Regions from separate parts of the Mus musculus genome. Here region 1 is linked to region 2. A link is a loop called in an ENCODE intact Hi-C map of the cell type or tissue named here. Cell type or tissue: heart. All regions are shown on one strand.

Region 1 (8,000 bases), 350 kb after region 2:
GCAGGCCAGCTGTGTGTTCAGTCTTCACATCTGTTCCTCCAGAACCCCAACCCCACTCCACTTAGGGCATACCCTCCCCCAAAGGGCTACTGTGTGGTCATGGACAACATGGCCCAAAGGCAGCATGCACCCCAAAGGGGGCTTGTGAGGATGGTCTATACTTAGTAAAGACTTTTATTGTCACTCAAAGTGACAAGATGTAGCGTTGGTCACTGGTAGGGAAGGTTAGGCAGGAGAAGGAAGGCCCGGTTCAGTGAGGAGCAGTGTGTGTGGGGGAGGTGCTGGGGGGTGGAGGGGGGTTGTCCCACTCCCTCTGCCCCATGCCAGGTCCCTCACCTGCAGTAGGTCCCTTACGGTTTCTGCAAAGCCCACAGTGTGCATGGCCACACCCACAGCATTGGCAAAGGCGAAGATGAGGCCAATGGAGCCTCCCAGCTCTGGTCCCAGACTCCGGGAAATAAGGAAATAGGTGCCACCTAGCGGGCAGAGCAGAGGGCCAGAGAAGAAACTGTAGTGCAAGAGGGGCAGGACCAAGGGCCACAAGGTGGACAATGGAGACCAGCTTGAGAGGTAAAGAGCCCCTACAAGTCCCCATCAGAAGCAAGGTGGGCATGACAGGGTACGCCAGGGGTGGGGCAGTAGCTCAGAATGCATGGTGTCCAGATAAAGATGGTCCCAGAACTCACCCGACTTGACCTTGCCATTGGTAGAGATGGCGGAGATGGAGAGGCCGGTGATGGATGTCACCATGACCGACAGCAGGATGATGAGCCAAGTCAGCACTGTGTGGGGGTGAATGAATGGGAGCACCCCAAAACTCAATCAACACACTTCTCAGGTCAGCCCCCTCAATCCCCATGTGACCCGAGTCCCTTTCTCTGAGCCTTAGTTTGCCACCTGAAGAACTGTGGGTCTCAGTCAGAGGCCGAGGTGCAGACCTGCCACCCCAGAATTTTGGAGGTAGAGAGTTCAAGGCCAGCCTGGGCAATAGAGAGAGAAGCCCTGGGCGTGATGTCACATGTATTTAATCCCAGCATTCACAAGGCAGAGGCGGGTGGATCTCTGTGAGTTCAAGACCAGCCTGATCTACATAGCAAGTTCTAAAACAATCAAGTTTACATAGAGAGACAGAACTCACTTCAAATAACAGCAACCCCCACAAAAAGCCCCCAAATATAAAACTCACTAAAAATAAAGACTAGAGATATAGCTCAGTTAGGACAATAAAAGTCTATTAAATAGCACAAGGCCTGGGTTTGAGCCCTAGTACCACATAACCCAGGCATGGTGGCACACACATTTAATTCTAGGAGCTAGAAATCCTGGTAGCTAGAACTCTAAGGTCATCCTTGGTTGTTACATAGTGAGTTTGAGACCTGGGATATACAGGAGTCTGTCACAAAAAAGCCAGAGCACCTGGGAGTTAGCAAGGTGCTTGGCTCACAAGCAGGATGATCTGAGTTTGGTCTCTACAGCCCACACCAAAGTCTAGGCAGGGTGGCATGCACCTGCAAGCCCAGTACTGAGGAGGCAGAGATTGGAAGATCCCTGGGGCTTGCTGGCCAGCCAGTCTAGTCTAGTTAGTGAGATCTGGGCCAATGAAAGATCCATCTCAGAGGAGGAGGATGGCTCCTGAGGTAGATGTCTGAGGTTTTCTCTGGACTCTGCACAATCAAATATAAAGATGCACAAGACAGCATGTGACACACACACACACACACACACACACATCTACCTCCCCAGACTAAGATAAGGTTGGTTTGTCTACTTTCCTTGGTGAGTTGATTAATAGCAAGTTCATGTGCCAATGTGTGAATAGTTTGCAGGCACAGAAAGAAAGTCGCCCCCTTTGGCAATATAAAGAAAGCAGTAGTTACCATGTACTGAGAGCCTTCAGGTACTAAAGCCTAGGCTGCCTTCCAGCACCTTGGAAGCTGCACAGCAGCTCTGGAGGCAGGAACTGTCATCAGACTCGTTTTACCCACGAGGAAACCAAGGCTCAGAGATGGTTGGCACTCAAGGCTACCCAGCATCTGAACTCTGGTCTTCTAGAGTCCCAGTTCTGAGCACAAATACTCTGCGCTAGAAGTCGGCTTGCCGAGGTACCCTGACACTGCTGACTCTGCATCCAATGGTCTCTTCCACTCCACCCCACCCGTGGCTGCTGCCATCTGAGGGTGTGCTGGGAAGGAGCGGACCTAGCCTGGAGTCTCTACAGCCCAAGGGGTTGGGACCAGAATGCAAGCACTCGTGCATTCCCTTCTCCTTGAGGTGGCACTCACCGATGCCCGCCTGCGCCGTAATCCAGGGGAGTCGCAGGTAGAGGATCACTCCCCAGATGTTGAGCATGCAACGGATCTGGCAGGAGAGTGGGGTTAGAGGCTTCCTGAGGGCCAGGTGCCCAAAGCCAAAGCCTCGTGTGCTTGTTCCCAGGTCTAGGGGACACCTGATGTTTCTTGTGCTCTCCCTCCCATGGGATCAGACTGCCTGGCTTGGGGGTGAAAGGGGAGGACAATTTTTATCCCACCTCCTCCCACTCTGCCGTGGAGGCCTGGCCAGCCACTGCCTTGGGCAGCTTATTGACCCCGGGCATAGTATTCTGAAGGCATCAGCAAAAGCCAGGGGAAGCCAGCACCCCACGTAGAGCAGAAATCAAAGCTCAGGTTGCTTCCATATTAAAGGCAAAGCCAGAGGTCATCACTGGGGCTGAAATTCCAAATGGGAGGGTCCGACAAGGCCTTTGGCCCTGCCAACTACTAGGGCCAGGTAGGGACGTGTGACCTTCACACTCATGAGATTTCTGGGGCTCACATCTGCTGAGATGAAAATCAGGGTGTGCCTGGTTCTGGCTAACACAGATCAGGGGGGTGTCCCAACTCTGAATGTGGAGCCCCCGGGGAGGGGGTGAAGGCTCTGGTTCTGCTTTCTCCTGTACCCCATCCCCACATCTTTGTAGAACCCTATATTGTCTTTCAAAGTCAAGGGCATTGAGTCTTTACTTCCTGAAGGGTTACTTATGCTTCATACTACAGCTAACACTAGGCTGTACCATGGTATGCGATGGGAGAGGAGGGATTGTCGATGTGTATGTTAGTGCTGCCCTCTAGTGGCCATGTGGGGAATTTCTTCTAATAACCCCCTAGCAGGCATTGATCCAAGAACTCTCACACCTAACAACTATTTTAATGCTCAGTTTTACGGGTGAGGAAACTGAGGCAGGAGTAGCTAAGTAACTTTCCTAAGGCTACAACACTAGTGAGTAGCTAAGCAGAGATCTTCTTAGGATTGGGTCTTGGCCAAGAGCGCCCAAGAACTGTGGGAAGCCAAATACAATTAATTGGAGGCCACTGCTGATGGGGAAACTGAGGCCCAAACTGAGCTCCAGGTCTAAACTGCTCACTAGGGCCTGAGAGTCAAAGCTGAGGCTGAATGGGGCTCTACCCCCACCCTGTCTAGACATCAAGCTCCGGGCCACAGCCACTCACCATCACCCCCTTGACCCAGCCGAAGCGAACAGGTTCTCCAGGGCTCTTCTCACTGTTGGTGCCTGTCTCATCTTCCACAAGTCCATCAGTCAGCTCACGACCTTGCCGTCCATCAAAGGCCAGGGCATGCAGGTGGCTACCTTCCTGCTGGGGGCCCAGAGACCAATAGGAGTCAGGCAATGGGGGTTAGGGGCTGGGTGTCTGTATTCAGTCTTGCCTGCCCCACTTTGCCACACAGGCAGCCCTTGGACAGCTTCCTGGGTACAATGCTACTCGAAGCTTGGAGAAACACCAGAGAGAGCAAGCAAGCTGAGCATTCAGAATGCTTCTGCTCCGGGAGGCTCCTCCCCTCTAGGGCAGAGGGCTGGAGTCTGACAAGCCTGCAGTCTGAGAAGTGACACGGGATGGGAGGTGAAGCAGTATGTCACACGCCACACACCAGGTCTCTGACACAGAGAGTCTTGAACCCAGGCCTGGACTCCAGCATGGTCATCTTCTATTTCGTATTCCTACCAACCGCAGCCTACTCTGGGACCTTCATCCCAGTACCTATCTCAGCATCCCTATTCAAACAAGGGGTCTTGTTTGGTCCCTTCAGAGGGAAGCTTTGAAACACGGAAGAGTGTTAGAGGTTAGAACATCCAACTGTTGGTGAAACCGTGAGGTGACAGGGATTGGACCCTCCAGCCTCCCAGACAGCGAAGCCGATGAGCTAATATTTGAGAGGGCTCACCATGCTCCCTCCCTCCCTCTCACAGTCTCTCCCAGCGGTGTGCAACCTGCATTTGTATAAGCAGCAGGCTATGCTATCATTGTGCTGCCGGTGCCTGGACAATATGTATTACTTGTGCCCCCAAGCTTCATGGCACCTCTGTCCACTATTCATTTGGGTGTCTTGACCCTAGAGGAAGATGCCCAGTCATTTTCACAACACGAATGACAGAACATGTTGGGCAATCATGCCAACGTTACCCAGCCAGGAAGCGGCCAGTCTTTGAACTTCTGCTTACCTTGAGGAATGAATGCAGGTCAGCCAGGGTGGGCCGCACCTTCCGGGGCTCACCGGGCAGAGCGCTGTTAGCATAGTGTTCGTAGGCCGGCACCACGTCTATGGTGTTGTAACCGAAGGTGCGCATGTATAAGGTGCTGCCGTGTGTTAAGTGGCTGGGCTGGCTGCTGTCACAGGCAGCTGGTGGGGGCTCATCGCCTCCCATCAGTGTGCTGATGGTGAAGCGCCCACTGCACAGAGCATCGCCAGGCAGCTCTGTCACGGGGAGCTCTGCCATTATGGCTCTGGGTATCAAAGGAGGGGACAAGAGTGGGCAAGGGCACTGAGGGTGGCTTTATAGGCTGGGAGGAGGCGGGAGCTTGGTCCAGACCGCCCATGGCAAGTGAGCAGGGTCTCTGCCAGGGTGGGGGGCGGAGCCATAGCAACTGCTGTCCTGCCCCCATTTATCTGATCATTGACACAGGGGCCAATTTGGAGCAGGAGGGCTGGGCTAGAGCCAGGGCCACATCCCTGAGTCCTGCAGTAGCCCTTCTAAGCCTAGGGTAGCAGAGGTTCTGCAGCTAGGACCCAGGAAGCAGCAGACATGAGAGAGGACCCAGAGAAGGCCTGCTGCAAGGTGCCTACCTACACTGCAGGTTAACAGTCCTCGTGTTGGGCACAATGTATTTCTTTCATTTTATTTACTAGTTTGAATGGATGTCATCTTAGGACATGCATATAAAAAAAAAGGAAGTCTGCCTTCCGATCTCCATCCCTCACAGTCTCAGCGTCTTTCCTGATACATTTCAATATACATAAGCCATTGTGATTAGTGGCCTCAAGCCAGACCTGCAGCCACCTCTTGACTGACAAACCTTGAGAGCTTGGTGCTGGCCACTGGCCTCTAGGGTAAACAGGCACAGTGCAGCCTGACCTACACATTCACAGGCTGGCCTACGGGGCTGTAGTTTGGAGCCCAGAGCAACTGGTCTTTCCCTCCCTGGAGCCATGCATTGTTCCCATGAAGTAGGAGATCTGGTCAGCAAAGGCTCCTAAGCCATTGCAGGGGCATTGCCCTGGGGTATGAAAGACACTCTGGGTCTTGATGATGAACTAGTGGATGTTGGATGTGTCCTAAGAAAGCAATGGACTTGTAGCTGTGAGGGGTCCCAGAGTCAGCCCTTACATTAATGGCCCCACCCATAACTATCTTTCCCTAAGAGGCTGGGCGTTCAGTAATCCATGGCTGTGGGGCACAAAAGCCTGGCATCCTGCCCTGTCTCTGGAACCACCCAGTGTTTCCCTGAATCATCTGAGGCTTAGGGCTACCCTAAAGCCCGCTCCCTCTGCCCTCCCAGACACATGTCCTGAATTTGCTCTCAGTTACTTCCCAGTGAGGTGACCCAGCCCCTTACAAGAATAGGAGACGACGGTACATGCTTCTTGCTGCTTTATTGACTATAACAAAGATTTGGAATCGACCTTGACAATCAACAAATGAATGGGTAAAAAAAACTATGTATATGTATAAACCATGTATACATAAGTTATATAAGTATAAATTATATATATGCATGCTACTTGGCTATCAAGTTAAAATGTTTTCGGGAAAATGGACAGTCTCAGTATGAATATTAGGTGAGATCATACAACTTCAGAAATAAACCACACACTCTCCCTCCTGTGGAATCTAGCCAAAAATATATGTATGCATAAAAACAAAAGTACCCGTGGGTACAGTATAACATGAAGAAAGAGCATAAGAAAGGCTGAATATAAAGGAATGAGGAAGGATGGCACAAAGAGCAGGACACAGAAAGGGGACAAAAAGCTGATGTATTCCTAGTTCTAACTCCGTCACAGTTTTTTATTTTTTGATTTGGATGGTGGACAATTGCAAAAAATACATTTGACACTAAAGGTGTAAAATTTAACATGAAGCTCTATAGCTTCTGTTTCTATGCCAATTCTAACTGTATAGAAGTTCACTAAGTTGTACTGACCTTGGGTATGGTTAAATTTTGTTTGAATATTATTATTAACTTGCAAGATTTTTTTTTTCCAGACAGTAATAGTCCTGGCTGGCCTCTAATTCACTTTGTAGACCAGGCTGGCTTCGAACTCACAGAGATCCTTCTGCCTCTGTCTCCCAAGTACTGGGATTAAAGGCGTGTGCCACCACATGTGGCACAAGATTTTTTTTTAATGAAATTTAAAATAAGTTTATGGAATTTAAAATAAGATCTGAGGACTCTTGTCACTGTCCAACAGACCAGCCAGCACCCCATGCTGTGTGGCAGCAGGAGCCCAGGGACTCAGAGAAGCCATGGTGGAGCAAGGGCTCATGGGAAGCTACAGCTACAACAGACCAGACCAGCTGGGAGGTCAGCAGACAGCTGGAGGAGTGGACCACTGGAGAAGGGTCAAGGTGTTGTGGACAACCAGGGAAGGCTTCCTGGAGGAGGCCTTTTACCTGCTTTGTTCCTATGGAGACCTAGGGTGGGTGAAGGTCAGAGGGCTGCTGTCTACTCATGGTGGGACTCTGTTCAGGCTCAGGCTCCAGTATCTTCCAGAGGAAACTAGAGGAAAGCACTCCAGGCCCTACTTCTCAGAGTCTACCCATATCCCCTAGAGGACCTGCCCCAAGGCATCCAGGCCCTGCTACCTCCAACAGGAAATTGCACTCTGGTGGGTGCTTTCAAGAGACCCAGCTGGCCCCTGGTACTCTGGGCTAGAGAGACCAGGGCAAATGTGTCTAGCTAGGAAGACGGTGTTGAGACCAGTTAGAGACCGTCCCAGAGTCACCCTACTAGCATGGAGATGCTCTCAGACCTCAGTGCTCCCTTTCATGGAGGGGCAGTGTTCCCTCCAATTTCTTGGAAAGGAAGTCAGCCACAGAGGCAGGGGCCTCGCACAATAGATTGTTCAGCGACTATCTCAACCAACCAGAGTTTCAGACACGGGCTCAATAAGTGCTTGTTGGTTGTACAGGGAATGAATGGAGACTAGAACCAAGGAGAGCTAAGCCAGGTGGAGACGAGCTTACAAGGGGTCTTTGGGGATTCCCATGGCACAGATCCTGCCTCTATTGGACATTAAGTGGCGGGCAGAGGAAGACATAAACACTTCTTTCCTCTGCCAGCTTCCAGCAGGGCTGAAGGCTTGAAGTAAGGACTCAGGGGCCAAGGACTCCTCCGGGCCAGTTTTCTACCTTGGCAGGGATGGTGAGATTTGTAAAGCCTCCCCCACGCCACCCCCCAGCAGGTCCATGGCCCTTGGGGTAGATCTTATCTTCTGAGTTTTAAATCGCCAGCTACCTGGCAAAAATCACAGCTCCCCAGCATCCCCACACCATTCCAACACACTGTGCCCTGGCAGCTACGGAAAATTCCTGATAAAGATCTTGGGATAGAAGAGGCCAGGGCTGGTTTTCAGCCAGGAGTAAGAGGCTATGAAATTGCTGAATGACCTTGGCACATAAGTTCTTCCTTTCTGCAAAGCACTCATGTTAGCTGCAAGGGATGTAG
Region 2 (8,000 bases):
TGCCCCGAGTGAGGGGAGACCCCAGGAAGGGTCATGTGGCCACCCTGGGCCTCAGTTTCCCGATAGTGTAGTGGAGGAGCAGTCACTGAGGGCTGTGAAAGACTTGGCATCACTGCCCCATGTCAGAGGGTTCGTCCCCGTTCTTTCTCTCCATGGTCTGTGCCCACCTTCACTCTTTCTAAAACATTTAGCTTAATTGCTAACATTCAAACACTGAAGATATCACACAAAGAACAAACAGTTTGTGACATCCCTTCAGGACTTCACAGCACTCATGGGAGTGACTCTGGCCAGAGCCCTTGCCAGACGTACACAGTTCTACCCACAGCCCTTATCGCCCTAGGACTGGGTTTTCACCAGCAACACGCGCTTCTATTCCTGAGGCCTGGCTTAGTCCCTTCTACAACCTGTAAAGCCTGTCTAGGAACCATAGTGTCAACTTCTAGGAGGAGTTGCTTCCCCTTCCTGGAAGCTCCCTCACTCCCTCCTTGCTTTCCTGCAGTTTAACTACACCACATAACCATACCCTCCTTGTTACGGCCCCGGGCACACCTGTAGGGTAACTAGGCTAAGCATTAAAACTCGTTCTTGTGCCCCAGATGAGGACATAGACCGGAAAGGTTAGGTGAGTCTACAAGACACCCAAGACTTTACAGTGAGTCGACTTTGGTCTGACAATATCTAGAAAGCAGGAGTAGGTGGACTCGGGAGGTCAAGGTTACCCAGAATGCCAGAGGTAGAGTTTCATCTGTCCCTAGAGTTCTAAGTGACTCGTGACTCTCTCTGCCCCCACCTTCAGTTCCCTAATCCTTATAACATGTGACTTTACCAGTGAGATCTTTCTCTGCTCTATATCCCAAATCTTTCCTCCTCTTGGACACTCTCCCCACCGGAATTTATCCCGAGAGCACACACCCCACCCCCGTGCGCATGCGTATTCAGCCAGTTTATGCTTCTGAGCTGGCCCAACTTGCTGATGTGGGAGCACCTTGAAGGTGCAGAGCCCTGACACAGAAGTGCTACAGTAGATGGTTGTGAAGAGAGGCACTGAGGGACAGGTCACGCTGGAGGGATGTGTGAGCTACATGAGACATGTTCAGGACGCGGAGTTCTGGTCACGGGATCAGGGAGTAGAATTAAGGACTTTGGCCTCATTCTCTGCTCCCCTCTACCTGATGCCTTTTGCTACCCCTGAAGAGTGGTGCTCCCCGACTGAGTGAAGGCTTCTGGCGCTTCAGCTAGATGGCAATCTGTGACAGGTGCATTTCAGTGAGTCACAGGAGGCCCTGAACCTTCTGGAACCTCCCTCCGAGGACCACACAGGCCAGTCAAGGGGTCAGCAAAACACCCAGGCTGATGGCTTAGGGACCCGGAGAAACCTGTTTGTTGAGTTCTAATAAAGGACCGGACCTTCCTTGTTCTAGGACAGAAACCAAGTCAGCTTCCTAGGCGTGGGGCCAAGCTCCACAGCCCAAAGGAACACAAATCTACCCCCACCTATCTCGTGCTTTATCTCTGTGTTTGCTGATCTGGAAATCAGGGGTGGAGTGGGACAGGGTGGGGACATGTATTCCTACAGCCCTGCCCTCAGTAGCTCCTTTCCTACAGCTCAGGCAGAGCTGGCTAATTAATCCCCCTTTTATCTCCAGTGTACTGTATGGCTGCTGAGCGTTTGTAGAAACGTGGCAAGACAGCCTGGAGAGAGGGTAAATGGGAGATCTAGGCCAGGGACCCTCTGCTGGGCACCTACCGGGTGACCCCTCTGCTGAAGCCTGTGAGTGACAGCATTGCAGGTGGGCATGGATGTGAACATGCACCGGCCTTTTCTGGATTGTCATTTGGATGCCCTTTCTAACTTCCTTTCAGTTAGTAGGAAACAGCCAACCCAGTGGCGGGGTTGGGGACCTGAAAAGAACTTCACATAAGAGCTGACAGTCCCTAGGTGTGTCCCCCACCCCCCACCCCCACCCCTTCCCATGTCTCACCTGAGAAATTGCTGGAGATGTTATTCCAGAGCGTCTTCATTCCTCTGACAGAAATGACCTCACGGAACTCTGGGGTTTCGTGGCCTTTCTAGTATGTCTCTTTTGGCACGGTGATTTGGGGTGGGGAGTAAAGGGTGTGTCAGGACCATGTGTGGTGCCACATGCCTGTGGTGTAGAACTTGAGGAGCAGGGTGTGAGTTCAAGGTCAGGTTGGACTGATGAGACCATGCCAAGAAAGAGGGAGAGGAGTGAGGAGGGAAGGAGAGAGGGAGGGTAGGGGAAAGTGTGTGTGTGTGTGTTGTGCATGTATAGGCATGGGCATGCCAGAGTGCTCATATGGAGGTTGGAGGACAATTTTCAGGAGTCCCCTCCTGCCACGTAGGTTCTAGAGATCTAACTCAGGTCATCAGACTTTGTGGCAAGGTCTTCACCTACTGAGCCACCTCTCCCTGGCCACTGAGTTGTAATGAAATGAGGGTTTGCTCCCAGTTTGGCATGTGACCACAGTCTAGGAAGGCCCTGCTACACAGCCCCATCTTTGTCACTGTAAAGTGGGCATGGAGACAAACCCTGGGCATGCTTGTGAGGGTCAGAGGCAAGAGCAGATGGAGGGGTGCTATGTGACATGGGTGTCTGGGGCTCACCTTAGCTGGGGAGTGCAGATACAGAGAGAGCCTGCTTTGGCCAGGGCATTGCTGGGCTCCTAGGCCTGCTCAGCTACAGGGTCCCTGTCCTTACACTGCAAGTGTGTATTCCAAAACAAAGAAACTTCCTTGTAGTGGGGTGGTTTGAGAGAAGGGGGCTGGAGGAGCCCCAGCTCTGGGTCATGAGCCCTCTGGTGAGGATTTCTCTTTAGATCCCAGGGAACTTGCCAATGTCCTGTGAGCAGAGTGGGTAGGCCAGGAGATGGGGACTTGTTTCCAAAGATCAGTATCCCGAGGCCAGCTCAGCTCCTAAGATCTGACTGAAAGTGGTCTCACCCTTGGACTGGGGCTACCGGCTTCCATGCTATGCAGGCAGAGGGTGGAACAGTCCTTCTGGTTCTAGCAATGGAGGCTTTCTCCAGAGCCACAGTAGACTTCTACACCCATGGTGGCTGGTAGAGTTCCAGATGAGAGGAGAGTGGGTATCCCCCAACCTAGACAGAGATCCTTGGCCAGCAAAGAAGAGGCTGGGGAGGCCCAGGACAGTCACGGGGTTGTACTATCCCTGGGTCTTCCCCAGGGTCTTTGGGCTATGCTCCTACAAGAAGTCTATGGGTAGAACCATCTGAGTTTGGTGCTTTGTGGCAGGACTCGAGGGGGGAGAAATTTACATAAGGCTGACCGTCACTCTCAAGTATAAAACTGAGCTTTGAGTAGCTGTCTCAGGTGGGTGTGGTCCCTGCACTGTTACGAATGAGGTAAGGAAGCACTGCGCAGTTGTGCAGGTGGAAGAGGAACGGGTTTTAAACAAAGCCCATGCTTTTAGGTTCTACACACTCAGTCGGGGATGTGGGGGTACCTGGCTACTCTACCCACCAAGCTTCCTGGCGTGGCTTACCATCCCACTGGCTCTTCTCTTCCACTCTGGGTTCTGGAGGGAGGGGCCGCCTCAAGTTGTCAGGCTTTCCAGCTTAGGCAATAAGTCCTGTTACCTGCTGAGCCATCTTGAAACGCTCCCCTTTCTGTCTATCTATCTATTTATTTATCTATTAAGGATTTACTTATTTTACATATGAGTACACTGTTGCTATCTTCAGACGCACCAGAAGAGGGCACCAGATCCCCATTACAGATGGTTGTGAGCCACCATGTGGTTGCTGGGAATTGAACTCAGGGTCTCTGGAAGAGCAGCCAGTCTTAACCACTGAGCCATCTCTCCACTACTCCCCCCACCCCTTTTTTTGAGACAGAGTTTTGTTTTGAAACAGGGGCTCATGTGGGCAAGACTGGCCTATGACTCATGTTTGCCTTGAACTCATTCGTAAGTCTCTTTTTTCCTCCAGTGTTGGGATTACAAGTATTAGCCTCCCTGACTGGCTTCTAGCATTTTTTTTTTTTCTGCACCTGTGGCAAAGTCAAGCCCCTGGAATGCTGTGGGCAGTTCTGGTATGAGGAGCATATACTCTATGAGAGAGATACCGTTCCTACCTTGGGTGGTACTATCTGGGGACCTGGGTGTCTCAGTTAGGGTTTTATTGCTGTGAACAGACACCATGACCAAGGCAAGTCTTATAAAGGACAACATTTAATTGGGGCTGACATACAGGTTCAAAGGTTCAGTCCAGTATCGTCAAGGCAAGAACGGAGGCGAATCCAGTCAGGCATGGTGCAGGAGGAGCGGAGAGTTCATCTTCATCTGAAGGCTGCTAGCAGATGACTGACTTCAAGGCAGCTAGAATGTGAGACTTATAACCTACACCCACAATGACACCCTACCCAGCAGGGCCATACCTTCTAATCCTGTCACTCCTTGGGCCCAGCATATACAAACCGTCACACCGGGGAAGAGCCTTTTGTCACACAGCATGATGGGAATTGAAAGGGGGAAGAGTGGCCAGACAAGATGCCCAGCACAGATGTAAACAACAGGAGTCAAGATTTCTTTGAAGAAGCTGTTTTTAATTGTACGTGCGTGTGACCATGTTCCATGCCACAGTGAACACAGAAAGGCTGGAGGACAACCGCTGGTCGTCACTTTTCTCCTTACACCTGAGTTCCAGAATTGAATTCCGGTTGTCAGGCTTGTGACAAACATTTTACCCTCTTAGCCATCTTGCCAGCCTAAACTTTTTGAGTTAACAAGAAAGGGGGCCAAGGCCCGAGCCTCCGGCTGGAGCTGTTCAGCTCTGAGAAACTCCCCCTTATTTTTCCACAGGCACTGGGGCTGCTGGTGTGGGCCCTGATTGCTGACACCCCATACCATCTGTATCCTGCCTATGGCTGGGTCATGTTTGTCGCTGTCTTCCTCTGGCTGGTGACAATCGTCTTCTTCATCATCTACCTGTTTCAACTGCACATGAAGTTGTACATGGTGCCCTGGCCGTTGGTGGTGAGTTTGGGGCAGGGACTGTGCGGCTCCAGGCTGAGTCCTCTCGTCTGTGAATGGCTAGGACGGGACCTCTTGACCTTCCATAAATGTGAAATGGAGGGCAGGTGGGTGGGTGTGATGCCATCCTCCTGCCTCTTAGCTACATGAGGAGCTGGGGTGGGAAGGTATGTTAATGACGGAAGTGGAGTGTTTGACTTGGTGCTTGGAAGAGACCAGCATCGAGAGGCTATTGACTGACTCTGCAGATATCCTTGGGAATCTTGGGATATTGTTCTTTCTTGAGGGGGATCAGAATTTTGAGCTCGGAGGTCTGGGTTTGTCAGTGCCAGCTGCCTCCATTCTCTCCAGGCCCTGGCTCTCTGGAGAGAATGGGTGCCCCAGGTTTGTCTCAGGCCAGGCTCCTCTGGCTGGGTTTTTTTTTTTTTTTTTCTGGAACCCAGAAAACCCATGCAGCTGGGTCTGAGCCTTTTAGTGAGCACAGAGGCGCATGATTGTAAGGCAGGCGAGGCTGGAACTAGGCAGCGATTGTTTACAATTCAATGCTTGTTTAGCGAGAGGAAACGTGAGTCATGCCGAGACAGAATGGGTTTGTTAGATCCTGGTCTCGCTAGCCAGAGCCGGGCAGGGTGTGCAGTGGTCACTGTACTTGGGGACAAGATTTGGGATTGAGGTGGCGGTGGCTGGACTCCTGGCTAAAGGTCTAGCCCCCTTCTGAATATCCCAAGCCCCTAAAGAAGAATTCCACAAGGCTGGAGACCTCTGTCTCTGAGGCAAGGCTGGCAGCACAGCACAGCGCCAGTGAAGGAGGTCAGCTGGGGGCTGTGTCTGGTGCTGCTGGGCTGAGCTGGGAGAGGAACTGGGTGATGACCCTTCTCAACTCTGGGGACATGTTTAATATAAAGGGTCAGGTAAGATGGACTAGTGAACTGGGCCAGGAAGGTTCTAGAAACCTAACAAGTACCTGGCCCTGAGAAGCTGCCTCTGCCCGGCTTCAACCTTGAGAGGATGTGGCCCACTGGTGCCAAGCCTTGAGGTATTTTGTTTGTTGTACTGATGGCGCTAGGGATCAAATCCAGGACCTCATGAATGCAGAGCTTTACACTGAGATACATGCCCAGCCCTGAGGTAGCTGTTTGCTTTGTTTTTTTGATACAGTTTTGATGTGTAGGCCCGACTGACCTGGAATCCATGGTCTTCCTGTCTTTGTGTCTGACATGCTGGCTCCTGTAAGCTACTCTGCCCAGCTTTGAGGGTGTTTTGTTTTGTTTTATTTTGAGCTAGGTTTTCTCAGTAGCCCTGGCTGACCTGGAACTCACTAGTCTAGGCTGGCCTTAAACTCAGAGATCGGCCTGCCTCTACCTCCTGTGTGCTGCGATCAAAGGTGTGAGCTACAACTACTTATCTTAATTGATATTTTGATATAGCATCTCACTATATGCACCAAGTTGGCCTCTGCCTCTTGAGATGCTGGGATTACAGGTGTGTACCACTATGTCCAGAAATCTTGAACATGTTTAATATGAAATTTTCAAGTTTTCACATGAAATCTAATTTTAAATGTTGGCAATTAAAAATGTATAGCACAATAAATGGCTGGAGACCGGTTTGAGGACAAGAGGCATCCACTGGGGGTATGGAACAGGCCCCGCTGCCAGCTGAAGGCTCACATCCAGTCTTCTTGGTGCTTTGTAGAGATTCCCTAGGACCCTGGCCCTGTTATTTGCCCTTGAGTTTAGGATAGTATAAGGGAGTCATAGATTTCTCCCACTGGTGGGCAGAGGGATGTGAGGGCCAGGCACATGGCCAAGTGCTGATGTGGTCATAGGAAGAACATGGGCATGGCGTGTGCCACACAAGAGATGGCATTTCTTTAGCTGGTTAGAGGCAAGTGGCTCGTTGTGGTGGCACCGTCCCAACACTTCAGGCCTTCCCGTCAGGGCTTCAAGGTGGTGATGTTCTTTGTGGATGCTTATGCCTCTCGCCCTTCCCCCTACAGTTACTGATCTTTTTTGTCGCTGCCACGGTTCTCTACATTACTGCCTTTATCGCCTGTGCAGCGGCGGTCGATCTGACATCCCTGAGGGGCTCCCGGCCATATAACCAGCGCTCAGCTGCCTCTGTAAGTATGTCCCAGGCTCCAGCCTTCTGCAGGGTATCCAGCCCAGGCCTTTGTGAACTCACAGGCTCCTGTCTGAGTTGTCACTGGCTGGATGCTCAGTGGGCCTCCTTCCTTAGTGAACAGCAGAACTCAAGGGGACCTGAATGCATGGGATCCACTGTGGACACTGTCACATTGTCACCTCAGGCTGGCTGTCATCACTAGACATTCCGTCTACATTTCTTTTTTTACTAGTATTCTCTTATAAAAATTCCAAACTTGGACTGTGTCAGACGGCCATTCACACTACCCAGTTCACGTCTAAAGGCAGAGACTATGGGTTCTTTTTTAGAGAAGGAAACTGGAGTTGTGGTCATGTCCAGGACAGGACAGCCAATGCGTGGTGTCTTCCATCTTCCTGGTGAGAGTGGTTTAAAATTAGTGAACTCCATCTTGGGAACGGAGACTCAAGCCTCTGAAAGCACACGCCACATACAGGGTACAAAACTGATTCAGAAAACTCCTGGGAGCCTGGAGTATTATTACTGGTTGTTTTTGTTTTCAGTTCTGGGCCTGGAACCACAGGTCCTTGGGAGGCTGGGCAACAGCTTTACCTGAGCCACATCCCTAGCCCTGAATGTTACTTGTGGACACTAGGTCCCTTATGTATATAAAGTTACCCCACTGTCACTCCAGAGTGCTGTGCCTGGCACCATCTGACATGTCTGGCCTGTGTAGTTCTTGCCCCTGACCCTTAGAACATAATGCCAGATGTGTGGTATGGGTGGGTGGGCATAAGGGGTGTGGCTGCCAGAACAAGTGGCTCTGATTAACCCAAGGGGCTGCTGCTCAAGCTTCCATCCCCAAGTCCCTCTGAGGAGACC

Evidence for each region. Peaks named below come from ENCODE experiments on the same cell type or tissue, not always from the same donor. Only the 100,000 strongest peaks of a DNase experiment are listed, where the experiment ranks them.
Region 1: it touches region 2 in a loop (1.8-fold over the local background); 9 of 42 quality-filtered maps call a loop at or near these places.

Annotation. Positions count from the first base shown.
Region 1 is chr8:94,326,009-94,334,008 of GRCm38, reverse strand. Slc12a3 (solute carrier family 12, member 3) reads right to left here and starts at 4,801. Exons shown (of 25, transcript NM_001205311.1): 1 at 4,496-4,801; 2 at 3,486-3,632; 3 at 2,283-2,358; 4 at 687-782; 5 at 337-476. The coding sequence starts at 4,771. It also overlaps a transcript of Nup93 not described here. In heart, CTCF peaks have their summits at 484 (motif pointing left) and 3,133 (motif pointing left); DNase peaks (open chromatin) are centred at 3,076 and 3,570; H3K27ac peaks cover 267 bases; H3K27me3 peaks cover 2,044 bases.
Region 2 is chr8:94,676,363-94,684,362 of GRCm38, reverse strand. It overlaps Pllp (plasma membrane proteolipid), which reads left to right. Exons shown (of 4, transcript NM_026385.4): 2 at 4,845-5,018; 3 at 7,015-7,137. Among named protein-coding and RNA genes, the nearest start is that of Arl2bp, 14 kb to the right of the region's middle. In heart, a CTCF peak has its summit at 3,741 (motif pointing right); DNase peaks (open chromatin) are centred at 1,494 and 5,540; H3K27ac peaks cover 378 bases; H3K27me3 peaks cover 331 bases.